Regions from separate parts of the Homo sapiens genome. Here region 2 is linked to region 1. Evidence: chromatin contacts called from ENCODE Hi-C or POLR2A ChIA-PET data. All regions are on one chromosome and are shown on one strand. Each heading gives the region's core, a stretch centred on a gene start or an enhancer-like site at or near the end of the contact. The rest is flanking DNA. Distances are from core to core; before and after follow the strand shown. Region 1 holds the start of CCDC102A (coiled-coil domain containing 102A). Region 2 has its middle 18 kb from the start of CCL22.

Evidence for each region. Hi-C counts contacts between places; a loop is a spot of excess contacts on that map. ChIA-PET counts read pairs that join two places held with the same protein, here RNA polymerase II (POLR2A). Pooled maps may share reads with other maps.
Region 2: a map with no recorded cell type shows a loop between it and region 1 (13-fold over the local background). The contact joins the enhancer-like site here to the promoter of CCDC102A in region 1. A Hi-C loop is called at or near these places in 1 of 168 maps with a recorded cell type or tissue (B cell), 23 of 37 single-sample maps with no recorded cell type and 5 of 50 pooled maps. POLR2A ChIA-PET finds 5 or more read pairs at or near these places in 7 of 52 experiments (AG04450, Caco-2, GM10248 and 4 more).

The regions. Positions count from the first base shown.
Region 1 is chr16:57,534,283-57,539,646 of GRCh38, forward strand. It overlaps CCDC102A (coiled-coil domain containing 102A), which reads right to left and starts at 2,289. Exons shown (of 9, transcript NM_033212.4): 1 at 2,218-2,289. It also overlaps a transcript of ADGRG5 not described here. RefSeq lists a silencer at 1,582-2,531 and enhancers at 4,798-4,887, 5,138-5,187, 5,208-5,267.
Region 2 is chr16:57,337,664-57,343,027 of GRCh38, forward strand. No RefSeq gene overlaps it. Among named protein-coding and RNA genes, the nearest start is that of CCL22, 18 kb to the right of the region's middle. Within about 2 kb of position 2,053, at least 2 of the 41 ENCODE cell types and tissues checked have a DNase peak (open chromatin) inside an H3K27ac peak, as active enhancers do; they include GM12878, where a contact is called at or near this core.

The sequences.
Region 1 (5,364 bases), core at 1,039-3,538:
CCATCAGGGCTCCTGAACCCCAGCCCCACAGCTGTGCTCACTGGTAGCTCACTCCAGGACAGAAACAAGAATATTTTGAGCTGACACTTGCTGCAGGCTAGGCCCTCATCAGCCCTGCCCACAGAAAGTGACCCAGTGGTTCCTGTTGCTTGTGGACTTGTCTGGAATATCTCTCCTTCCTTCATCAGCAAACTCCTACACATCCTTCAAAACCCACCTCCAGTGTCCCCTCCCCTAGGAAGCCTTCTCTAACCTCTCTGCACAGAGTATGCTCCCAAAGCACCAGGCACCTCCGTGTTCTACAGCAAAGGCCTTACTTTGAAGTCCACGAGCGAGGGCATCAGCACAGGGCCCAGCATACAGCAGATGCGTGATGGATGGAAGGTACCCCTAAGAAGGTGGTACCACTCTTAGGGGTACCCTTGTGACCATGCAGAGTTTGGGAAGGTTGAGTCATCCTAAAGATCAGGAGTCAGTCGGTGGCCAGGCTCTGAGACAGGTAGGTATCTGAGCCTGTCTGGCCAGGGTTGGAATAAGAGGTCATCTCACGGCCAAGTCGGCTGTCCCACCTTTTACCTGGGGAAGCCTAATTGACCCACTGGGAACAGCGTTGTGTTTTGTCCTCAGCATGTTTGGATGGGTCTCTCCATATCAGTGAGAGGAATGAGCAATGCCAAGGCCTGGACAGGGGCCAGCTGAAGGGATGGGGAGCCCAGTGCCCCAACCCCTTCCCCGGCTCTGAAACCCTGTAGATCCTCCCAGAGCCTTTCAGGTAGGGCCCTGGGACAAGCCCATGGCCACAGGCCTGGCTGTGGACAGAAAGCAGAGCCCAGTGGGAAACCACAGAGGACAGCCTGATTGAATAAGTGCAGGGCCCAAGGCTGGTCAGCCCACAGACTGCGGGCACCTGTCCCTGTGACCTGCTGCCCAGGATCCAGCTGCAGGACCTCTGGGGGGAGCTGGCTGGCGGGAAAGGAAGGGATGGCGGCTAGGCCTCCAGGCTGGACCTAAGCCCAGGGGTAGGCACCCCTGGCCTATTCCCAGGTAGCCCCATCTTAGACTGAGGAGCCACAGAGACAGCCTGGATCATTGATTTGAACTCCTTTCTTTACATATGGACCAACTGAGGCCCAGAGGGACAGCTACGTGTCTGTGTCCACACCGCGGACCAGCAGCAAGGCCAGAGTAGGGAGCTGGTGATGGGATGCCTCCTCTTCTGGATCTTAGCCACCTGAGGGGCACAATGCCCCCGAGAGCACCTACACGATGGGGTCTGCAGGCACCAGGCCAAGTGGATACGCACAGCTGGAATGGTGGGGTGAACCTTCATGGGGACCCAGCCCCACCCCGACCCCAGCCCCACCCCTCTCGGCAACACCGTGAACTCTTCACTCTTGTACAGCAGACATCCCGCTAGTCCCAGCTCCATCACTGATATGCTGTGTGATATCTGCAAGTCCCTGCCCTCTCTGGGCCTCAGTTTCCTTACCTACAGGATGGGGAGAGGCACTAAAAAGATTCCTGAACGCTCTAACAGGTGGGCAGACCTCCCGAACCCAAACCAATCCAACCCCCACAAGAGCCCTGGGAGAGCGGGGGTGGGAAGGTGGACACCACCCCCACCTAAGGTACTGAAACTGAAGCCCCAGCCCTGCGTCGCCTTAGTCCTCACTTAGTCGACCCCTCCCAAGCCGCTGGCCCTGCGAACCGCCCCGCTCCACCTAGCGACGGGCGGAGGGTGGAGGGGGTTCCCGGCCCGCGCCGCGCGGTCCCGCCCACCCCACCGCATGGCCCCCATTGGCAGTCGCCGCGGCTCTGGGCAGGGCGCCGTGCTCTGATTGGCCAGCGCCGCCCGTCCATCCCGCATTCGCCATGGCGACCACGTTGGGTCCCCCGGGAGAGTCCCAAATTCCGTCCCCGCCCGCCGCCCCCTCCCGTCCGGCCCGGGCCGCGGCATTCCGGAGGCGCCTCCCCTCCCCCATCACCCCGCGGCCCCTCCCCACCGGAGACCTGGGGTTCCGGGGGCTGAGGGAGGCCGGGGAGGCGTCTAGAAAGTTCTGCTCTGAGTTCGGGGGTTGCCGCGGGCGCCCCGACTGTGTCTGCTCCTCCAGCACGCCCCACAACTTAACCCCTTCCTTCCCGCGGAAGGCGCGCGGCCTGGAGCAAGTTCCCGGGCCGCCTTGGCCTGCCGCCCCCCGGCCTGCCGCCCCCGCTCACCTCGGGCCGGGACTTGCGGGCTCCGTACGTCCCAGCCGCTGCGGCGGGGTAGAGCGGGCACCGTGCAGCTGCGACCGCCGCCGGAGGGGCCGAGGGAGGGCCGCGGAGTCTCCTCCTCCCTCCCGGGGGGAGGGGAAGCAGGGGGAGCGGCGGGGCCCCCGAAGCGGTCGCAGGCTGCGGCCCCGCTGTGACCCCGGCCCACCGAGCTGCTGGGGTGGGGGCTCCAGCCTAACTTCGGGGCGAGGGGTGCGGGCCGGGGCGGTGGGCTCTGCTGCAGAGCGGGCCGTACCCCAACGGAGGCCCCACCCCCGTGAGGGGCCGAGAGTTGCGGGGGGGCTCGGCTTTCTTGGTTCAGGTTTCCTCAGCGCCAACTACGTACTAGGCGCCCCCAGCAGAAACGGCCACCGCGGGTCCCAGCTCGGCACGTGGAGCGAGCTTACCAAGTCTTCACTGTTGTTACCTGCATTTTTCCCTGGGCCAGCTCTGCCACCGAGTGGAAGTGGGCCAACAAGTCTGTGCCCATCGGGCCTCAGTTTCTCTTTCTGTACAACAGAAGGGTTGACGAAAGCAACCTTGCGCTTGTTAAGAGGTGGGGGGCGCGGGGAGCACTCGGCCCGGCGGGCGGAGACTTTTCTCTGCATTGCGATGGTGGTTGGCAGGCCCTGGGGAATTACGGTACTTCGCCTTCGGGGACGCCCAGCTGTTTTGGGGCTTTCTCTCTATTGGGGGTAGGATGTTTGTGGTCTTGACTGGAAAGCCGGGACAGGCGTCTGGAGGACTCCCCACTACATCCTGTACCCTGGAAGGCCCCCGAGGTGAATCTATTTAAAAGAAGACCAACAATTCACCAAGATGGTGGGGAAAACCTGGCCTGATTGGGATTTTACCTAGAAAAAGAAGCTAAATATTACGAAGATAAATTAGTTTTACCCCGTGATTAACGGAGTTTAGATTATGATTGCAACCACGCACGCCTTAAAATGAACCAAGAATGAATCAGATGTTAACACTGGAAGTCTTGCTTTTTCTTGTAATAGTTGAGTATGTAGCATCCTTCCCTTCTGAACTGGTTTTTGCAGTAAGAGATTCATTTTTGCAAAAATATTTGAGAGCTTCCTCAAACTCAAGGATCACTCTGAATCCTTTGATAGTCCAGTGCCTTTTTTCGGGTCTGGGTCACTTCCCTTGCAGACGTTCCCTTTCTCTGTGGGCAGCGGCTGTTCCATTTCTCCTGCTTTGCTTCCACCAACTTCATGAAATCCCATACGTTGCAAGACTGGCAGTTTCACTTGTCGATTCATTTGCTTTGTATTTGTTATGCGTGGCTGAATGTTGAAAGCGTCTGTTCACCAGCCAGAGATAGATAGGAGATGTATGTGGGGTTTGAGTACTCAGAGGACAAGGGCATCCACATTTTACAGCTGAGGAAATGAAGGCTCAGAGAGGCTCTTGGCTCAGACTTGCACAAGGTCCTACAGCCAGTAACAGCCTTGGATCAAGAGCCCAGAGGTCTTGCCCAGAGTTTTTGGAGGTGGAAATGGGGCTGGGGAAGGTGGTGGAGACTGAGTTGATGGTGCACCTGAACTCCAGCTATAACCTCATCACTATCAGGCCTTCTCTCCTTAGGAAGAAGCAGTAAATATTGTCCTGAGGATGTCTTTTGCAGGGGCTAGGGTGGGGTGACGTGACCCACCCGATCGTAGAACCAAAGTAGGTGCTGGCCACAGGTTTTGGCAGCTCGCATGATGTTATCTTAGTTACCTAGGGGCTGGGTGTTATTACCACCCTCTCATAATGAGAAAAGTGAAGATCAGAAATGACTGGACTGGGCACGGCGGCTCACACTTGTAATCCCAGTGCTTTGGGAAGCCAAAGCGGGAGGATCGCCTGAGGCCGGGAGTTCAAGACCAGCGTGGGAACATAGGGACACTCTGTCTCTACAAAAAGATAAAAAGTTTAGACAGGTGTGATGGTACGCTCCTGTAGCCCCAGCTAACTTGGGAGGCAGAGGCCAGAGGATCGTCTCGAGTAACTGGCCCGGGGTCACCCTATGAGATGTCAGATCCCAGATCTGACTGTTTCAATTTTACCATAGTTCTCTTTCTAGAACAACACCCCCAGGCGCCTCTCTGAATGCAAGGCTAATCTGGCGTCAACCTCCCCAGTGGTCTCGGCAGGGTTTCTCTCTGGCAGCCTGTCCCACTCAGTTCAGGACAGTCAGGTTTTTGAGGCGTGTGTCAATATTTCCCACACTTCAGCAGTTCTGTTTTCCTGTATTACTGCCACCACTTTTTGCCACTAACACATGCCCTTATTTACCTAGCATTTTTCTTTAAATCATTTCACTTTGTAGGACCTACTTGTATCTTAAAGCCTATTTCATATAGCTAGGTAAATAGAAAATTTGTATAACTTGCCACAAATAGAAAAAGATCATAAAAATAAATAGTATGCAAATAAAACAACGTTAGTAAAGTCTAGCTAGAAACGTTCTCTTTGTTAAGAAGGGGCATCATTTCTACACCCATGTTGATTGTAGCATTATTCACAATAGCTGAAAGGTGGAAGTAACTGAAGTGTCCATCAACAGATGAATGAACAAAATGTAATATGTATTATACACATAGTGGAATGTGATTCAACCTTTAAAAGGAATGAGAGTCTGACACACTACAACACGGAGGAACCTTGAAGACGTCATGCTAAGTGAAATGAGCCAGTCACGCAAGGACAAAGACTGTATGATTCTACTAAGATGAGGCACTTAGAGTGGTCAAATTCAAGAGACAGAAAATAGAACGGTGATTGCTAAGGGCTTGGGGGAGTAGAGAACAGGAAGTTCTGTTTCATGGGTATGGAGTTTCAGTTTGAGAATATGAAAAATGTTTTGGACATGGGATGTGGTGATGTTTGCATGACAGTGTAAAGGTAGATAATGCCATTGCACTGTACCCCTTTTTTTTTTTTTTTTGAGACAGGGTCTCACTCTGTCACCCAGGCTGGAGTGCAATGGTTCGAACACAACTCTCTGCAGCCTCGACCTCCTGGGCTCAAGCGGTCCTCCCACCTCAGCCTCCTGAGTAGGTGGATCTACAGGGGCACGTTACCATGACCAACTAAATTTTTTTTTTTTTTATAGAGGCAGGG
Region 2 (5,364 bases), core at 803-3,302, 200 kb before region 1:
TTTGATAGGGATTGGATTAAATTTGTAGATTGCTTTGGTTACTATTGACATCTTAACAATATTAAGTCTTTTGATCCATGAACATAGGATGTCTTTCCATTTATTTGTGTCTTTGTTTCTTTCAGAAACATTTGTAGTTTTCAACATATAAGCCTTTTATCTTGTTGGTTAGGTTAGGTTTATTCCTACATATTTTATTCTTTTTGATGCTATTGTAAATGGAATTATTTTCTTAATTTTATTTTCAGATTGTTAATTGTTAGTGTGTAGAGATGCAATTGTTGTTTGCTTTTTTTTTTTTTTGACAAGATCTGGCTCTGTCACCCAGGCTGGAGAGCAGTGGTGCGATCTCGACTCACTGCAACCTCTGCCTTCCAGGCTCAAACCATCCTCCTGCCTCAGCCTCCCAAGTAGCTTGGACCACAAGCGTGCACCACCACACTCAGTGAATTCTGGTACTTTTTGTAGGGACAGGGTTTCGCCATATTGCCCAGGCTGTTCTTGAACTTGTGAGCTCAAGTGATCCATCTGCCTTGGCATCCCAAAGTGCTGGGATTACAGGCATAAGCCACCACACCCAGCTGCAATTGACTTTTATGTGACCATTTTGTGTCCTGCAACTTTACTGAATTGTTTGTTAGTTTTAATAGCTTTTTAATGGATGCAATTTTTAGGGTTTGCTGCATATAGGATCATGTCATCTTCAAACAGAGATAATTTTACTTCTTCATTGTCAATATGGATGCCTTTTATTTCTCTTTCTTGCCTAATTGCTCTGGCTAGGATTCCAGTACTATGTTATTAGAAGTGGTGAAAGCAGGCATCCTTACTTATTCCTGGTCTTAGAGAACAAGCTTTCAGTCTTTCACTATCAGGTTTGTTTTAATCTGCACATAACTATGCTTAGGTAGTTTCCTTCTATTCCTAGTTTGTTGTGTATTTCTCCATTGTTTTGGACAAAAGTCATGTGTTAATCTTACTGTCATTTCTGTGTATATGATGGATTTTCTTTTCTGCTTTCAAGTTTTTATTTTCTTCTTTTCAACAGTTTAATTATAACGTGCTCATGTGTGGATCTCTTTGAGTCTATCCTACTTCTGGCTCATTCAGATTCTAGGATGTGTAGATTAATGTTATCATCAAATTTTGGAATTTTTCAGCCATTTTTTTCTTTGAATATTTTTTCTGCCCATTTCTCTATTTTTTCCCTCTTTCTCAGAGTCCTGTTACCTGGATGTTGGTGCATTTGATGATGGGCCAAGGCTTCTTAGTCTCTGTTCATTTTCTTCAGTCTTTTTTCTCTCCATTATTCAGCTTGTATAATCTCTGCTGATCTATCCTCAAGATTGCCAATTCTTTATTTTGTCAGCTCAAATTTGCTTTTAAGCCCCTCCAGGGAAATTTTCATTTTAGACACTATACTTTTCAAATCCAGAATTTCTATTGGTTCTCTTAAAAATAATTTTTCTTGGCAGGGCACGGTGGCTCATGCCTCTAATTCCAGCACTGTAGGAGGCTGAGGCGGGTGGATCACCTGAGGTCAGGTGTTTGAGACTAGCCTGGCCAACATGGAAAAACCCCATTTCTACTAAAAATACAAAACTTAGCAGAACTTATAACAAACTACAAAAACTTATAACAAAACTGCAAAACTGTGAGAAAAAATAATCATTTGAAAACTGGAGATTGATCAAAATTATAAGTAGTAGGTAGAATAATGGGTGACAGAGTGAGATTCTGTCTCAAAAAAAGAAAAAAGAAAAAACTAACACAGTATGTAACAAATTGAGAAGTGTTTACTTTGAAAAGTCTTGAACTTTAATGAGAAAAGAATGAGGGCTTTGTGTGGGTGGGTGGGTGTTTCAGAGCTTCCTCACTCAGTCATTCTGGAAGTCCCATCTATATGTGATACATTCTTACAATGGAATACTGTGGAGGAATGAGAATGAAGTAAAAGGGCAAGCAAAGACATGGCTGAATCTCCTAAACATAATGTTGAATGAAAGGAGTCAGGCACAGGCCAGGTGCAGTGGCTCATGCCTGTAGTCCTAGCTGCTAGGGGAGCTGAGGTGGGAGGATAGCTGAGGTTGAGGCTGAAGCGAACCGTGATCGTGCCACCGGACTCCAGTCTGGGTGACAGAGCGAGACGCTGTCTCAAAAAAAGAGAAGAAGTCAGGCATAAAGGAATGCTTTCTGTATGATTCAGTGTTTCTTTCTGTTCTTTGTTTGTTTGTTTTTTTGAGACAGTGTTTCTCTCTGTCACCCCCCCCGGCTCATTGCAGCCTTGGCCTCCCAGGCTCAAGTGATCCTCCCACCTCAGTCTCTCTAGTAGCTAGGGGCCACAGGCTTGCATCACCATGCCTGGCTAATTTTTGTATTTTTTTTTTTTTTTTTGGAGAGATGGGGCCTCACTACATTGCCTAGGCTGGTCTCGAACTTGGGCTCAGGTAATCCTCCTACCTCAGCTTCCCAAAGTGCTGGGATTAGAGGCATGAGCACCCAGTGCACCCAGTCACTTTTTCTATGATTCAAATAGAAATAACTAGTTTAGGTATTAGGAGCCAGAATGGGCTTTCCTTGGTGGTGGCAGCAGAGGGGTTGTGATGGAAGAGGTCATGAGGGGGTTTCTGGGTTCTTCTTCTTCTTCTTCTTCTTCTTTTTTTTTTTTTTTTTTTTTTTTTTTTGAGACAGAGTCTTGCTCTGTCACCCAGGCTGGAGTGCAGTGGCGTAATCTCTGCTCACTGCAACCTCTGCCTCCCGGATTCAAGCAATTCTCCTGCCTCAGCCTCCCGAGTAGCTGGGACTGCAAGCACCCACCAACACGCCTGGCTAATTTTTGTATCTTTAGTAGAGATGGGGTTTCACCATATTGGCCAGGCTGGTCTCAAACTCCTGACTTTGTGATCCGCCTGCCTCGGCCTCCCAAAGTGCTGGGATTACAGGTGTGAGCCACCATGCCCAGCTCTTGTTCTTCTTCTTCTTTTTTTATTTTTTAACTTTTTATCTTCTAGTAATTTCAAACTTACAGCAAATTTGCAAAAATAGAGTAAAGAAATCCTGTATTTCCTGTATTTCCATCATCCTGATCCACCAACTGTTAACATTTTACCACTTGAGAAAATAATAATTCTTTCCGTACGAGGAGTCCAAGCCCATGTAGATACAGCATCCCTGTGACAGTGACTTCCAGGATCCCACACTAAAAGAAGGGCAAGAGGAGGAGCCTTCTGACACATGGTTGGTCCTGGGGGACCCATTCCTTAGGTAGGTGGCCACTGACCACAGAAAGAGATGACACTGTTCATTGTCCAGTTTGAAGGCTCCTGAGATTCCAAACGCTCTTGGTTCCCCCCTGGTCTTCTCTATAATTCTCCATCTGTGTCCAGATTACCAGGCTTCAGGGTGAGTAAATAACAGGGAACCGAGGGTTGGGAGGCACTACGGAAAGAACCCTGGGCTCTGGGATAAACGTCCATACATTTTCTTCTTCTTTCTTCCCCTCACACCATTCCTCATGCTTTTCTGCTTCCCCTTTCTGCTTCCTTCCCTATAAGATGTCACCTCCTCTCAGTTTCAGCCACTACCTCTTGTCTGGGGACTGGGAGTTGGAGTTTCCCTGGGTCAAGCATGTCACCGTCCAGCTCGGGTGTTCCATCTGTGAAATGTGCAAGGGGCATTTATACCCTTTCAATCACCAAAGGCTGTTGTAAAGATCATTTGGAGCTGCGAATGTGCAAGTTGTTGATCCTCAAATAGCCTGGCAGTGGCAGGCATGACCAGTCCCATTTCACAGAGTCAGGGCCTGAGTCCCAAGGGCACAGGGCCTGGTAGTCAAGCTTCACTGCCAGTTGGTAGCAGAGCCCGTATCTCTGAGACTTAGGATATAGCCATGCTACTCACACCCTCACCCTACAGGCTATAAGATGACTCTCATTTTTATAGAATACCAAAAAGCCAATTGGAAACCCACAAAACATATCAAATGGCAGAAGAGGTAGATGGAATGTGTAGAATTGTTTGCTTTTCTAAGGGTTTTCTTCTTGAAGAAAGAGCAATTGTGGTTTTACAATGGGACTTGCTCGGAAATCCAGGCCAGGACAAGCTGCTTATTCAGAACAAAGTCCTGGAGGGTAAGTCATCTTCTCTTTGCCCAATCATTGTTCCTTGGAGGATGTCCATTATTTGCAGAGCCTGGCTGGCTCTTTGCCAAACCTATTTCCTCTTCTTGAGTACACCTCTTCTGTTTCCCAGCCTTCCTTGCAAACAGGTGAGGTCAGGTGTCTGAATTCTGGCTAATGGAATGTGATCAGAGCTGATGCACCCAACTTCCAGGCTTGGACCAAAAAAGTTTCCCACGCTCCAGGCCTGCTTCTATTTTCCCTTTTATGACTTGATGTAGATGAACACGGCGATCTGTTAACAACAGCAGAACCACAAATGGGAGGAGTCCGGGTGCCTGAACCGCCACTTGGAGAAGAGCTGCCCATTAATCAGGAACATCTGTTTTGGACTTTATGTGGTGAAACATAAACTTACTGTGTCTGAGCCATTATACAATTTGAGGTTTGTTTGTTATGACATCTGACGTTACAGTACCTAATACATGCCAGTTTACCTGATTCCAATGGTTCCTTTTTTAACTACAGAAGACATTTATATCCTTCACGTGTTCAATGATTTCTCCCACATAAATCAAAAGTATTTTCTTAGTCCCCTATTAGAACCTCAGGAATAAAGTGTGCTCCAGGGTTTCATCTCTCCCCTCTCTGAAGTGGATCTTCCTCTCATGACTCTGCCATCCCAAGGAATTCCTAAGAAGTATTTGCAATCAGAATTGGAATGAAGAGACAAGAAAAAGGAGAATTGATGATAGCAAGTATTGACTGTTCTTTTGAGTTTTACTGTAAAGGTCCAGCACCTGGAAGGGGATGTGGGATCTGTTTTCCTAATGCACTGTTTTCTTAAGATGGGAGAATTACTGGTTTGTTGCATGCCAGTGAGAATGCTACTGTAGGGCCGGGCGCGGTGGCTCACACCTGTAATTCCAGCACTTTGGGACACTGAGACAGGTGGATCGCTTGAGGTCAGGAGCTCAAGGCCAGCCTGGCCAACAAAGTGAAACCCCGTCTCTAAAAACAAATACAAAAATTAGCCAGGTGCGGTGGTGTGTGCCTGTAATCCCAACTACTTGGGAGGCTGAGGCAGGAGAATCGCTTGATCCCGGGAGGCAGAGGTTGCAGTGAGCCAAGATTGCACCAATGCACTCTAGCCTGGGCAACAGAGCGAGAGTCTGTCTCAAAAAAAAAAAAAGAGAGAGAGAGAGAGAATGATACAGTAGAAAGGAGGAAATTGATGATGCAGGAA